3 separate regions of the Homo sapiens genome follow, and regions 1 and 2 are each linked to region 3. The links are chromatin contacts, found by Hi-C or POLR2A ChIA-PET in ENCODE. All regions are on one chromosome and are shown on one strand. Each heading gives the region's core, a stretch centred on a gene start or an enhancer-like site at or near the end of the contact. The rest is flanking DNA. Distances are from core to core; before and after follow the strand shown.

Region 1 (4,009 bases), core at 885-3,384, 410 kb after region 3:
AAATGCTTAAAAAGAACAAAAAGTGGCTGGGCGTGGTGGCTCACGTCTCTAATCCCACCACTTTAGAAGGCCAACGTAGATGGATCGCTTGAGGCCCAGGAGACCAGACTGGGCAACACAGTAAAACCCAATCTCGGCTGGGCACGGTGGCTCACATCTGCAATCCCAGCACTTTGGAAGGCCGAGGCAGGTAGATCACCTGAGGTCAGGAGTTCGAGTCCAGCCTGACCAACATGATGAAACCCTGTCTCTACTAAAAATACAAAAATTGGCCAGGCATGGTGGCGCATGCCTGTAATCCCAGCTACTTCGGAGGCTAAGGCAGGAGAATCGCTTGAACCCGGGAGGCAGAGGCTGCAGTGAGCCGAGATTGCACCATTGTACTCCAGCCTGGGCAACAAGAGCAAAACTCTGTCTCAAACAAACAAACCAAAAAAACCCGATCTTTACTAAAAATACAAAAACTAGCTGGGAGTAGTGGCATGTGCCTGTAGTCCCAGCTACTTGGGAGGCTGAGGCACGACAATCACAGGAACCCAGGAGGTGAAGGTCGCAGTGAGCCAAGATCACACCACTGCACTCCAGCCTGGATGACAGAGGAGACTCTGTCTCCAAAAAAAAAAAAAGTCCTCAAGGAGCTTAACCTATAGTACATTATCTCCCTTTCTTCCCCCATTTAAAAATGGACAAAGCATTAGAAAACAAATCCAATAGAAGCCATCAGCTTTGGCCGGGCGTGTGGCTTACACTTGTAATCCTACCACTTTGGGAGGCAGAGATGGGAGGATCCCTTGAGGCCAGGAGTTCGAGAAGCTATCAGCTTTGTCAGCCCAAAAGTGGATATTTTTACTTAAAAAACAAATGCAGAAGTGAAAAGATGAAGAGCACTTGTATTGGAGTACACTGGCCTGGGTTTGAATTCAGACTCCCTCACTAACTAGCTAGAGTAACCTTGGGCAAGTTATTTAAACTAAGCCCCAGCTTCCTCATCTGTAAACAGAAATAACAGTGAACTTTTAAGTTGATGCAAAGATTAAATCAGATGAAATACAGACTGCAAGAGGTATAATGCCTCCTGTACATTAAGTTAGGTAACTGAAAAGATTAGGGTAACCTCCCCAAATGCCACCTTCCAAATCTGCAAAATGAGGATAATTATACCAATTTAATAGGACTGTTGTGAGGACTATGAAGATAATGCACAGAAAGCATTTACCATGACTGGCATACGATGGTACATATTTGCTTCTTAGAAATGAGTATTGGCCGGGCGCGGTGGCTCACGCCTGTAATCCCAGCACTTTGGGAGGCCGACGTGGATGGATCGCAAGGTCAGGAGATCGAGACCACAGTGAAACCCCGTCTCTACTAAAAATACAAAAAATTAGCCGGGCGCAGTGGCGGGCGCCTGTAGTCCCACCTACTCCGGAGGCTGAGGCAGGAGAATGGTGTGAACCCGAGAGGCGGAGCTTGCAGTGAGCCGAGATCGCGCCACTGACCTCCAGCCTGGGCGACAGAGCAAGACTCCGTCTCAAAAAAAAAAAAAAAAAAAAAAAAAAAGACATGACTATTAACAGTCAGGAGCAGTGGCTCACGCCTGTAATCCCAACACTTTGGGAGGCCAAGGTGGATGGATCATGAGGTCAGAAGTTTGAGACCAGCCTGGCCGACATGGTAAAACCCCATCTCTACTAAACATACAAAAGTTAGCTGGGTGTGGTGGCAGGTGCTTATAAGCCCAGCTACTCGGGAGACTAAGGCAGAAGAATTGCTTGAACCCAGGAGGCAGAGGTTGCAGTGAGCCAAGATCACGCCATGGCACTCCAGCCTGGGTGACAGAGCAAGACTCCATCTCGAAAAAAAAAAAAAGAAATGACTACTAACAAAAGTAAATGGGGAGGGTAGGCATGGCAGCTTTCACTAGTGAACCCCATGACTAAAGCTATAGAGAAACAGCTGGGAAAAGCAATTCTGGGGAAGAACACTATGCCCCCAAGACCAGGCACCAGGCAGAGACTCCCAGCAGACAGTTTGCCCACACAGTGGGATCAGATGCAGGTGGTTGTGAAATGACAAATGCAACCAAATCTGAGTCACCCAGGGTGACGTCCAGAGCGCGTGGATTATGGCAGCCTTGGCTTCGGTTGCCTCTCTTTCAGGCGCTTCCAGCTTTACCAGAGGCCTGAAAGAGCAAAGGAGAGGAATGGAAAGGGATTTACTACTACTACTTTGCAGGTTTTTAGAGGAAGGAGTGTTGGCTATGGAGGATAAAAATGATTTGGAGGAATTATCAGTAAAAGTCATTTATCCAGACTTGCTCTTGCCCCCAGTGAGGGCAGGTGAAGGCACTCCTTGTCTCCTTTTGGGCTGAGGCAGAGAACAGCAACAGGCAAAGACAGCAAGACTCCAAAATTGAGTGAGGGAGGGGAGAGTCAGTAGAGTGGGCTCAAGTGCCACACTACAACACCTGGGACAAGTAGGTTCACCAGCTCACGGTGCTCTGGGCCAGGTGTGCTGACTGACCCGTAGCTCCACTCAACAGACTGCTGGAAAGCTCTTGGCCCTACCTTCAGTAAACCAGAGGTCTTGGTATATACACCCGTCTACCAACATTATAAACAAGATAAATCAGTTCCGTAAACAAGCACCAAAAAGGGGCCTACCAGACCAAAGGGACATGAACCAAAACCTTCTATGTCAGGGCTAAAGTGGAACCCAGGTTCCCTGCTGCCCGGCTGCACCTTTCCGACAACAGGATGTTACCCCTCTCGAAGGTGGCTCACCTGGAATTGGTAACCACAAAGTCAAATATCAAGCAAAGTATGTGATTCAGCTTTTCAACAAGTCTATGGCTGTAAAGAAATAAAGCTTCGCTATGTGTGTACATCACTGCAGTGGCTTTAGGCAATTCAGATATCCTGGGTGCTGCCTCTTGGTTCATCCTGTACGAGCTGCCATGGGAGGCACTCTCTGCCTCAGGCCAAAAAGCAAACAGTGAAGTGAGCCACGGCAGTCACCCAAAGCACAGACACACAAACCACATGCCCACTGTTGAGGGTGTCTCCAAGGCCTAAGCAGGCCAACTGTGACTTCTCTACTCAAAAACTTTGGACTCCCTACCACTTAAATTAAGAAGAAAAGGTCAAATCCTGCCCCACCTTCCACCTTGCCCCACTATCCCTCCAACCCATCTTCTCAGACACCTTCCTCAACACCAAATTACACTGTAAACTCAAAACCAACCTGCTTTCCTGCTGGGCTCTCAGCCCCTACTTGTGCTTTTCCTAGAAGTGCAGACCCACTCCTGCGAGCTTCTGTGAGCCTTGGCCTTCCCATGGGAACTTGGCTCAGGGTCCACATGGCATAAGAATTCCTTTCATAATGTCAACTCCCCAAAGGCAAGAAACACCAAACTCCACCATGCCTAAACCTAGCATAGCAATTGCTCAATTAAGGATATTTCAGATGAAGCTGGAGGTATTCAAATAATGTGTTAAGCTCAAAAGCATAACTTTTTTTTTGAGACGGAGTCTCACTCTGTTGCCCAAGCTGGAGTGCAGTGGCCCAATCTCAGCTTAGTGCAACCTCCGCCTCCCGGATTCACGCAATTCTCCTGTCTCAGCTTCCCGAGTTGCTGGAATTACAGGTGCCCACCACCACACCTGGCTAATTTTTCTATTTTTAATAGAGATGGGGTTTCACCATATTGGCCAGGCTGGTCTCGAACTCCTGAACTCAGGTGATCTGCCCGCCTTGGCCTCCTAAAGTGCTGGGATTACAGGTGTGAGCCACCACGCCCGGCCCCAAGACAAACAAATTGAGTCAAGTGGTAGAAACTCTCCAGGTATCACCGTATATTGAGATTATCTAAAAGAACAACTCTTAAAGCCTGCCATAAAGCTTCCTGGTCATGTGTCACTGGCTGCATGATCTCAGAAACAGGAGCATCTCTAAGCCTCAGTTTCCTGTCTTTAAAAAGGAGAAAATAACAGCTACACCTCATGAAGTT
Region 2 (3,760 bases), core at 26-2,525, 370 kb after region 3:
CTTTAGTGAGGATTTGGGAGAAGCTGCTTGGCTTATCATACACCTCCAGAGCAAAAACCAAGGCCCTGGGTCAGAGACAAAGATCCCCATTTCTAACTCTGGCTTTATCTACCACAATAAAAAATAATAATAAATGAGGGACAGGGAGGAATGGATCTATGCAGGGCTTCCTCAGGAACAAACACACATCAGAGGTAGGCTTCAGACAGGCAAGGCCAGCCTGCAGTGCATGGCTGGCAAAACCACATGGCCTGGGCCTTCACGCAGCCCTGGATCCTAAAAGCCTTCTCTCCAGCAAACAGCAGTTGCCAAGCCTGTGGTACTTCCCGAAAAGCTCCTTGGAGGTGGTTGTGGATCACCTCCAAACCTGAGCCCTTCAGCCAGGATTCCTGGTGGCCCCGGATACCCTCCCTCACCTCTCTGCTGCTCCTGGGCAGTGAGGAGTGAGCAACAAGGGGCAGGTGACGGGGAGAACAGTTAGGGAGATGACCTCAAGGGGAGACACGCAGCCCTGGGGTTCCCTCTTACAGCCTTGGAAACTGCTCACCATCTACTACAGTTTATCTCTTAATGGGACCAGAGGGTGGAGGAAGGAAAATCAGAGGTCATTCTCACAGGCCAGGGTGTCTGCTCCTTACTCTGACTAGGTTTCAAATACCCCGCTGGTCTTGACCTGGAGCATTTTATTAGAAATAACACAAGCTACTGATGCTCCTTTTCAAAAGCAATGTCGGTTGTTCTTAGGTAAAGGAAAACTTCAATATTTTGTAAAGTGTGGGGGAAGGAGCAGCTTAATGCAGAGTAATAGGTTCCATGCAGGAAGCAGCTTCTCTTAAAAATCACTTGGACATTTAAATTATTACATTAAATATAACTTCAGCAGGGAGGCACACATTGACTGGGGAGACAGGGTCCCTGCCTACCAAATTTATCTACGTCAGTCAGATTGAGTATTTAAAACATGATCCACGGGAGAGCTAGGGAGATTTTCTGGACAATGCCAGATAAAACCATCCTGTGGTACCCCATTCTTCTTCCTGCACCTCTCTGCAAGGCTCTGTGCTTCTTTAAAGGAAGGAAATGGGGCACAGTCCCAGTGATAAGCTTTCCTGCTAGTACATGAGGACTATGAAGAAGCTGACTCCACTTCTTGTAGCTCTTCTCCAGGGAGCATGTCTTCCTGCCAGGATCTAACTACTGCCAGATTTGCAAGGCCAAGACACAGCTGCTAAATGGCAGCCATTTGTCACACAGCACCCGGCTCCCCTGGGAGGGGACACAGCAGCCCTCGGCACTCAGCTGTGGGAAGAGTTGAGTCCCTGGCCCTTTCCCCAAAAAAGCCAGACTTTTCCTAAACATTGTTTTTCAGCCTGCCTGCCAGGACCCTGGTATTTCATCACTTTCTTGCCTAACTTAGCAGAAACATGTATCGTCTCTACTCTGGGTGCCCAAGGTGGACTATGCTCTAATAAGGAAGCACCCATGCTGGACCACAGGGGCAGAGGGCCCACAGGGCACCCTCACCTACCCCCAGGGCAAGGCAGGGTTTCCTGGGCCAAGGCTAAAGATGTCCCACAGGGAATTAAGTTGAGCAGCTCCCCTGCCCTGTCCCACCCTAAGATCTGCTCTCCTGGCTTATCAGGTAGACCCAGGTGCAAGAAAGGGTAGGAAGAGGCCTCCACAACACACCTTGGTTGAGGAATTTGAAAACAGAAAAGAATGTTGCTATAAGTAACAGAAAACAGGATTCAAGTCAGAGTATACTGGAAATCTAATGTGCATCCAATTATATTTTTTCCAGAGCACCCACTTCCCTGATAACCTAGGGCACTAACACTTGTGACATAAACTCTATGCTAGAAATATGCTAGGCACTTTACATATATTTAATCCTCCCCCACATCTTGTAAGGTAATGATTAGGTTATTTGCTAGATATAGCACAGCTCTTAAAGGGCGGAGCCAGGAGTCTAGCCTGGGGTTGTCTGACTCCAAAAATCTTGTACTTTCCACTGTAGCACAAGAAGGGTCTTTGAAAAACCATTTGGAGAAGGGTCATTAGCAAGCTAGAGGATTGGGAAACCAAGTCAAGGGGAAAACTGGAAATGGCTAACAGAATGGAGACAAGAGCCAGCTACAAAAGCTGCAGGACTGGTGTGTGGAAGAGGGGCACACTCATTGCACAGGTCCACCATGGAAGGAATGAGGCACAAACAAGTAACTCTGGAGCTCCATGATTCTTTAAACCAGAGCTTTGAACTAAGCCCTCAGATGGATACAGGCCAGATAAGGTAATGAGCTCGCTGTCCCCAGGAGTCTTCAAGCAGAGGGTGGGTAACCACTAGTTAATTAAAAAGCAAACAAAAAACCCCAGTCCGGCAATGGGTGGGAGACCAGGTTAGAAGACTCTTCTGACTTCCAGATTCTGCACTTCTAAGGGGACAATCTATCTTGCATAACACTTGTCCTCTCTGCATAATACCTTAAGATTCCAAAAGCATGTGCAAGAATAAACCATTACAGCATAACTTTAAAAGCACATGACATGGGGAATCTTTTTTTTTTTTTTTTTTTTTTCAGACGGAGTCTCACTCTGTCACCCAGGCTGGAGTGCAGTGGCATGATCTCGGCTCACTGCAACCTCTGCCTCCTGGGTTCAAGTGATTCTCCTGCCTCAGCCTCCCGAGTAGCTGGGATTACAGGCATGCATCACCACACCCGGCTAAATTTGTATTTTTAGTAAAGATGGAGTTTTGTTGAACAGGCTGGTCTCAAACTCCTGACCTCAAGTGATCCTCCCACCTCGGCCTCACAAAGTGTTGGGATTACAGGCGTGAACCACCGTGCCCAGCCTGACATGGGGAGTCTTAAATTTTGGCCTGGAAATCCAGCTTGCCATCAATGGAGCCACCGAACTCTGAGCCTCAGTTCTCCTAGCTGAAAAATGAAGCTGATAACACTGCCCTCCTTACCTTACAATATAGGTTCAAAGGAGTGCTTGTTAAAATACTTTACAAACATTGTGGCATCCTCCAGCATGCGAGCTACTGATGCTACACTATTTATCCTCCAACATTCCAGGTAGTCCCTGGGATGATTCTCCTAACTCCTCAATTCACCCATCTGCTTCCCCTATTGGATTGCCAAAACCTTGAAGGCAGGAGCTCACCTTGATGGTCTTCTAAAAAAATTCCTGTCCCCGGCCGGGAGCGGTGGCTCACGCCTGAGGCGGGTAGACTGCCTGAGGTCAGGAGTTCGAGACCAGCCTGGCCAACATAGTGAAACCCCATCTCTACTAAAAATACAAAAAATTAGCTGGGCGTGGTGGCGGGTACCTGTAATCCCAGCTACTCAGGAGGCTGAGGCAGGAGAATTGCTTGAACCCAGGAGGCAGAGGTTGCAGTGAACCAAGATAGTGCCATTGCACTCCAGCCCGGGCAACAAGAGCAAAACTCCATCTCAAAAAAAAAAAAAAAAAAAAATCCTGTCCCAGCCCACAAGTTGGACAATTTAAAATAAATATAATTTGGCTTTTCCCAAATGCAATCCCCTGGCCAATGAGAACAGCTGCTGACACAGTCGCCATGCTATCTGGCGACCAGGAAATAAAAACCCCTCTGACTTCAGTTGCTGCTGAAACCAATCCTGGTCAGCTTCACGTTTGGTTAATTACGGAAGTACACACTACTGGCTGCCACAGGGATGCAGCTCTTTCTTCCCTATATTCACCAAGCTGCTTCTCTCCCAACTAACTGCAGCAC
Region 3 (3,785 bases), core at 530-3,029:
ACAAAATTAAGTAGTTGCAGATTCCATTCAATCTAAAACAAAGACACAAAGAACAGGCAGGTGGTCGGGGGAAAAAGAGGGAATTAGGATACAATGAGATCTAATACTGTCCTAAAAACGGGTAAGTGCTGTTCGTGGAAAGGACAGAGAGAGAGAGAGATGTTTTAAAGTCATTTTCAAAGGAAAACTAAGAGTTGGGCCCTCCACACATTCAAATTTCTTTATTCAGGGAAGGGCTAGATACAAAACACTCATCTCAAAAATCACCAATCTATTAATAATTCAGCCATAAAGTAGCAGTTTTTGAAATAAATGAGTTTAAAGTCAACCAATAGTTTTTATACTAGTTTTCATGCTAAAAAAAAAAAAAGAAAGAAAGAAAAGAAAACCACAAAAACCTTTATTTAGAAAACCTTCGGGTCAGAAAAATACTTATGAAATTCTTAATCATCATTCACTTAGCAGAGAGCAGTGGCTCCCTTGGGCACAGAGGGCACCCTGCTTCTACAAAGTGCACGCCACAGCCAAACATATCCCTCCACACAAAACCAGAATGCCACCAGAAAAACTGCGACATGCCCTGCCTTCAGGCGGTCGCTATTATTTGAAAACGCAGAAGTCAGCATTTGTGGGCTATTTTGTAGTCAGTAGCACCACTGCAGGCTGGGTCAGGCTCGAGAGGAACCTCCATTGCCAGGATCCCCGGAAAGAATGACCGCCTCCCGACTCAAGCCCTGAGCTTGACGCCCTGCTGCCGGGCAGAGCAACATTAATGAGAAGAAAAAACATCCTTCCTCAAAGTCAGGTAATTTTTCACTTGGGTCTCTTTCCCCTTCCCAGAGAGATGTGAGACTTGACAAGTTTGTAAGTAGGCTTTAAGTTGGAAAAACAGAGCACGGGATGATACTACACAAGGAAAAAACATGGAGCCTGCCCAAAATTAAATGTTTCAATGGGGAATCCTAATAAAACATGTACCTTGATGCAGTTCATTAACCACTTAATTTATTAAAGTTTTACTCCCCTACAAAAGGTATAAGAAGCCAAGGGAGTGAAATATTCGATTAATAGTACTGATTATTGTCTATTTAAAAGATAAGAAATCCAAGCTAGCAAAAGCATAGTTATAAATAATAATCAAAATAAATACTTGGTTCATGAAAACGCCAAAAAGAGCTACTAAAGAGTCCTTCGCATTCTATTCTGACTTGGATTTAAACTGTGTGTAACCCACACATTTAAAGGATGTGCATCTCAAATCCTGGAGGACTGCGGGAGAAAATTTAAATTTCAGATTTAAATGGCTGGCAAAATTTTAAAACAAATGTAATGAAAACCCAAGTTTTCATTCCTTCTATTGCTTGGCACATTTTCCCTGGAAATCCCCAGACACATTTTGTTCAGGAAACAAAGAACTCCAAGATTGAGACAATTCTTTGCTAACTCAAAAAAAAAAAAAAAAAAAAAAGCGAAAATAGATTTTCAGGATGCCCCATAAATAAATAAATGAATCTAAGCAGAAAACAGGTTGCAACTCGAGTAGTCCCTGCCTTCAAAACTGCTTGCAAAACAAAACTCCCTGGAGCGCATTCAGGTTGCTCCTCCCAGGCCTAGGGCCACAACGCCTGGTAAATAACGTCCCGGCGCTCAGGGCCTCTTTCCCAAAAGCCCGACGTGGGAACAACTAGCAGGGGGCGGGGAGGTGGGGCGGGCTGCAAAACGCGCACGGCTCACGTGGGCATCTAGAGTCCAGCTCCCGAGACCCGGTCAAAGCAGGGACAGGATCTCTTCCCCACCCACCCAAATGACGCCCTCGGTCTGTTTCCGCTGGGATCCGGAGAAGCTGACCCTCTCACCGGGGGGTCTTCCCGGGGCGCCTAGGCCAGGGCGGGCCCCCAGCGTCGTCCTCTCCCACCCCCCCACTCCCCTGCCCACACATTCTGGATCAAAGCAGACATGCGGCCGGCGCTCTGCGATCCAAGGCACACTGGGGTCTTTCATCCGGTGTTTTTAAAAAGGAGGAAACAAAAGGCTCAGAGGCAGGGCCCCAGGTGCGCTCGCCCGCGGGGGCTGCGGCGCGGACGACCGAAGGTAACAGGCACGTCCCGGCCGAACTTCGAGACCCGGGCCCGGCAGCCGCCCCGGCGGGGAAGTTTCGTTTCCCGGACAGGGGAAGCCGAAGCGCCTCCTCGGGACAGGACCCCGCGCCGCCGGGACGCGCAGCCTTGATACAAACGTCCTTGGGTGGCCGAGGAGTCCAGGAGTCGTTGCAGTCGTGGTCTCGGGGTTACTGGGGATTGGGGGTGAGCCGGTAGAGACTGCGGAGCCCCGAGCACCACTCGGCCACCAGACAGGACCGGGGCCCCGCTCCTTTCCTCTTTTACTTTGATTACGGTTGGAGAGGTTGGGTTTTGTGGTCGCAGCCCCACCTCGCCTGACCTCCCATTCGCGGGCTGGGACAAAGGCGGCTGCAGCCGTGTCCAGCAGGCAGGGGACAGCCCCGCGCGGGCCCGACGCCCCCTCTGACCACCCGCCCGGGCTCGCGGGAGGGGAGAAAGGTACGACCGAGTCCCTGTTCGCAGGACAGGGGCCAACCTGTCCCCGCACGCGTCAGGACACCCGGTCCTGCTCCCAGCGCGGCCGGGAAGTTCTTTCGGGACCTGGGGCAAAAAAACCTTTCCACCTTCGGGACCCGAGTCTCCCAGTCGTCCAGAGGAGGACGGTCCCTCCCTGTCCCGCGAGCCCCGCAGCCCGCGCTCTCCGGGCAGGTACCCACCAGTAGCCGTCCGAGTTCTGGTCGGTGATCACGCCGCGCCGAGAATAGTACATCCTGCTGGTGCCCCCGCCGCCGCTGGTCACCTCGTAGCGCAGGTCCGGGCCAGACTCGGCGCGGATCATGCGGCCCAGAGTGTTGATCCGCGGGTGGGAGCCTCCGTTGCAGCTCATGTCGGCGGGCAATCGGGAGAGCGGCTCAGCGCCGAGGCATAAGCGAGGCGGGCCGGCGCGGAGAAAGCGGAGGGGGCCAAGGATAGGCGGACGGCCGGGGAACCGGGCGGGAGTGCGGAAGGCTCGCGAGGTCGCTGCTCGCTACCTGGGCCCTCCCGAGGCCGCTGCGAGCGCGGAGACGGCGACGGGCCGGGGGCAGGAGCGGGAGGAAAGCTGTGGCTCGGAGGGCGGCAAGGGCGCAGAGGAGCTGCGTCGGAGCTGGGTGTTGGTGTTGGTCGGCGGCGGAGCGAGTCTCCTCCCCGCTGGCACTGGGCGCCTAGGCCACACCTGGCCGGTTTCTTCCCAGGGTGGGGTGCGGCCGCCGCGCCTTCCCCGCCCCCCCGCGGGTGTCACCGACGCGCTCCGGCCGCCCCTCCCCACCTGCGCCCGCCGCCCGCGACTCCGCCCTGCGCCACCGAGGCCTGAGTAACACCGGGCGGGGCGGGGGCGGGGTCCCCGAGACCCAAGCGCCCTGGGCGAAGCCACCGCGGGGAGGACCTGCGCTCGCGGGGGCTGCTGCGCTCTGCGCTGGGGCCTCTCGGGCTGGGAATGCGTGGCCCGGCTTTTGAGGATTTCCTCGGTCCCCGGGCGGAAATAGCTGGAATGGAGGGGCCTCTCGATTGGAGACTTACTGGTCAAATATTTACTTTTGTTGATCACTGGAAACGCTACCTACCACGCATTGACTAGGACCACAGTGAGGAGGGAACGCTTTAGATGATAGAGTTTTGTTTGGGGGCTTTTTTTTGTTTTGTTTTATTCCAGGAATTCAGGAAATTGCCCCAGAAGTCCGATTTCTG

The links. Hi-C counts contacts between places; a loop is a spot of excess contacts on that map. ChIA-PET counts read pairs that join two places held with the same protein, here RNA polymerase II (POLR2A).
Region 1: POLR2A ChIA-PET joins it to region 3 with 10 read pairs in WTC11. The contact joins the enhancer-like site here to the promoter of DSP-AS1 in region 3. POLR2A ChIA-PET finds 5 or more read pairs at or near these places in 2 of 52 experiments (GM12878 and WTC11).
Region 2: a map of HepG2 shows a loop between it and region 3 (2.5-fold over the local background). The contact joins the enhancer-like site here to the promoter of DSP-AS1 in region 3. A Hi-C loop is called at or near these places in 1 of 168 maps with a recorded cell type or tissue (HepG2). POLR2A ChIA-PET finds 5 or more read pairs at or near these places in 3 of 52 experiments (CD8-positive, alpha-beta memory T cell, HEK293 and Panc1).

Annotation. Positions count from the first base shown.
Region 1 is chr6:7,128,481-7,132,489 of GRCh38, reverse strand. The region is part of intron 1 of RREB1 (ras responsive element binding protein 1); the gene reads right to left. Among named protein-coding and RNA genes, the nearest start is that of RREB1, 23 kb to the right of the region's middle. Within about 2 kb of position 2,134, at least 15 of the 41 ENCODE cell types and tissues checked have a DNase peak (open chromatin) inside an H3K27ac peak, as active enhancers do.
Region 2 is chr6:7,167,071-7,170,830 of GRCh38, reverse strand. The region is part of intron 1 of RREB1 (ras responsive element binding protein 1); the gene reads right to left. Among named protein-coding and RNA genes, the nearest start is that of RREB1, 61 kb to the right of the region's middle. RefSeq lists enhancers at 862-1,361, 1,362-1,863. Within about 2 kb of position 1,275, at least 13 of the 41 ENCODE cell types and tissues checked have a DNase peak (open chromatin) inside an H3K27ac peak, as active enhancers do.
Region 3 is chr6:7,541,077-7,544,861 of GRCh38, reverse strand. DSP-AS1 (DSP antisense RNA 1) reads left to right here and starts at 1,779. Exons shown (of 2, transcript NR_183331.1): 1 at 1,779-1,816. DSP (desmoplakin) reads right to left here and starts at 3,191. Exons shown (of 24, transcript NM_004415.4): 1 at 2,777-3,191. The coding sequence starts at 2,946.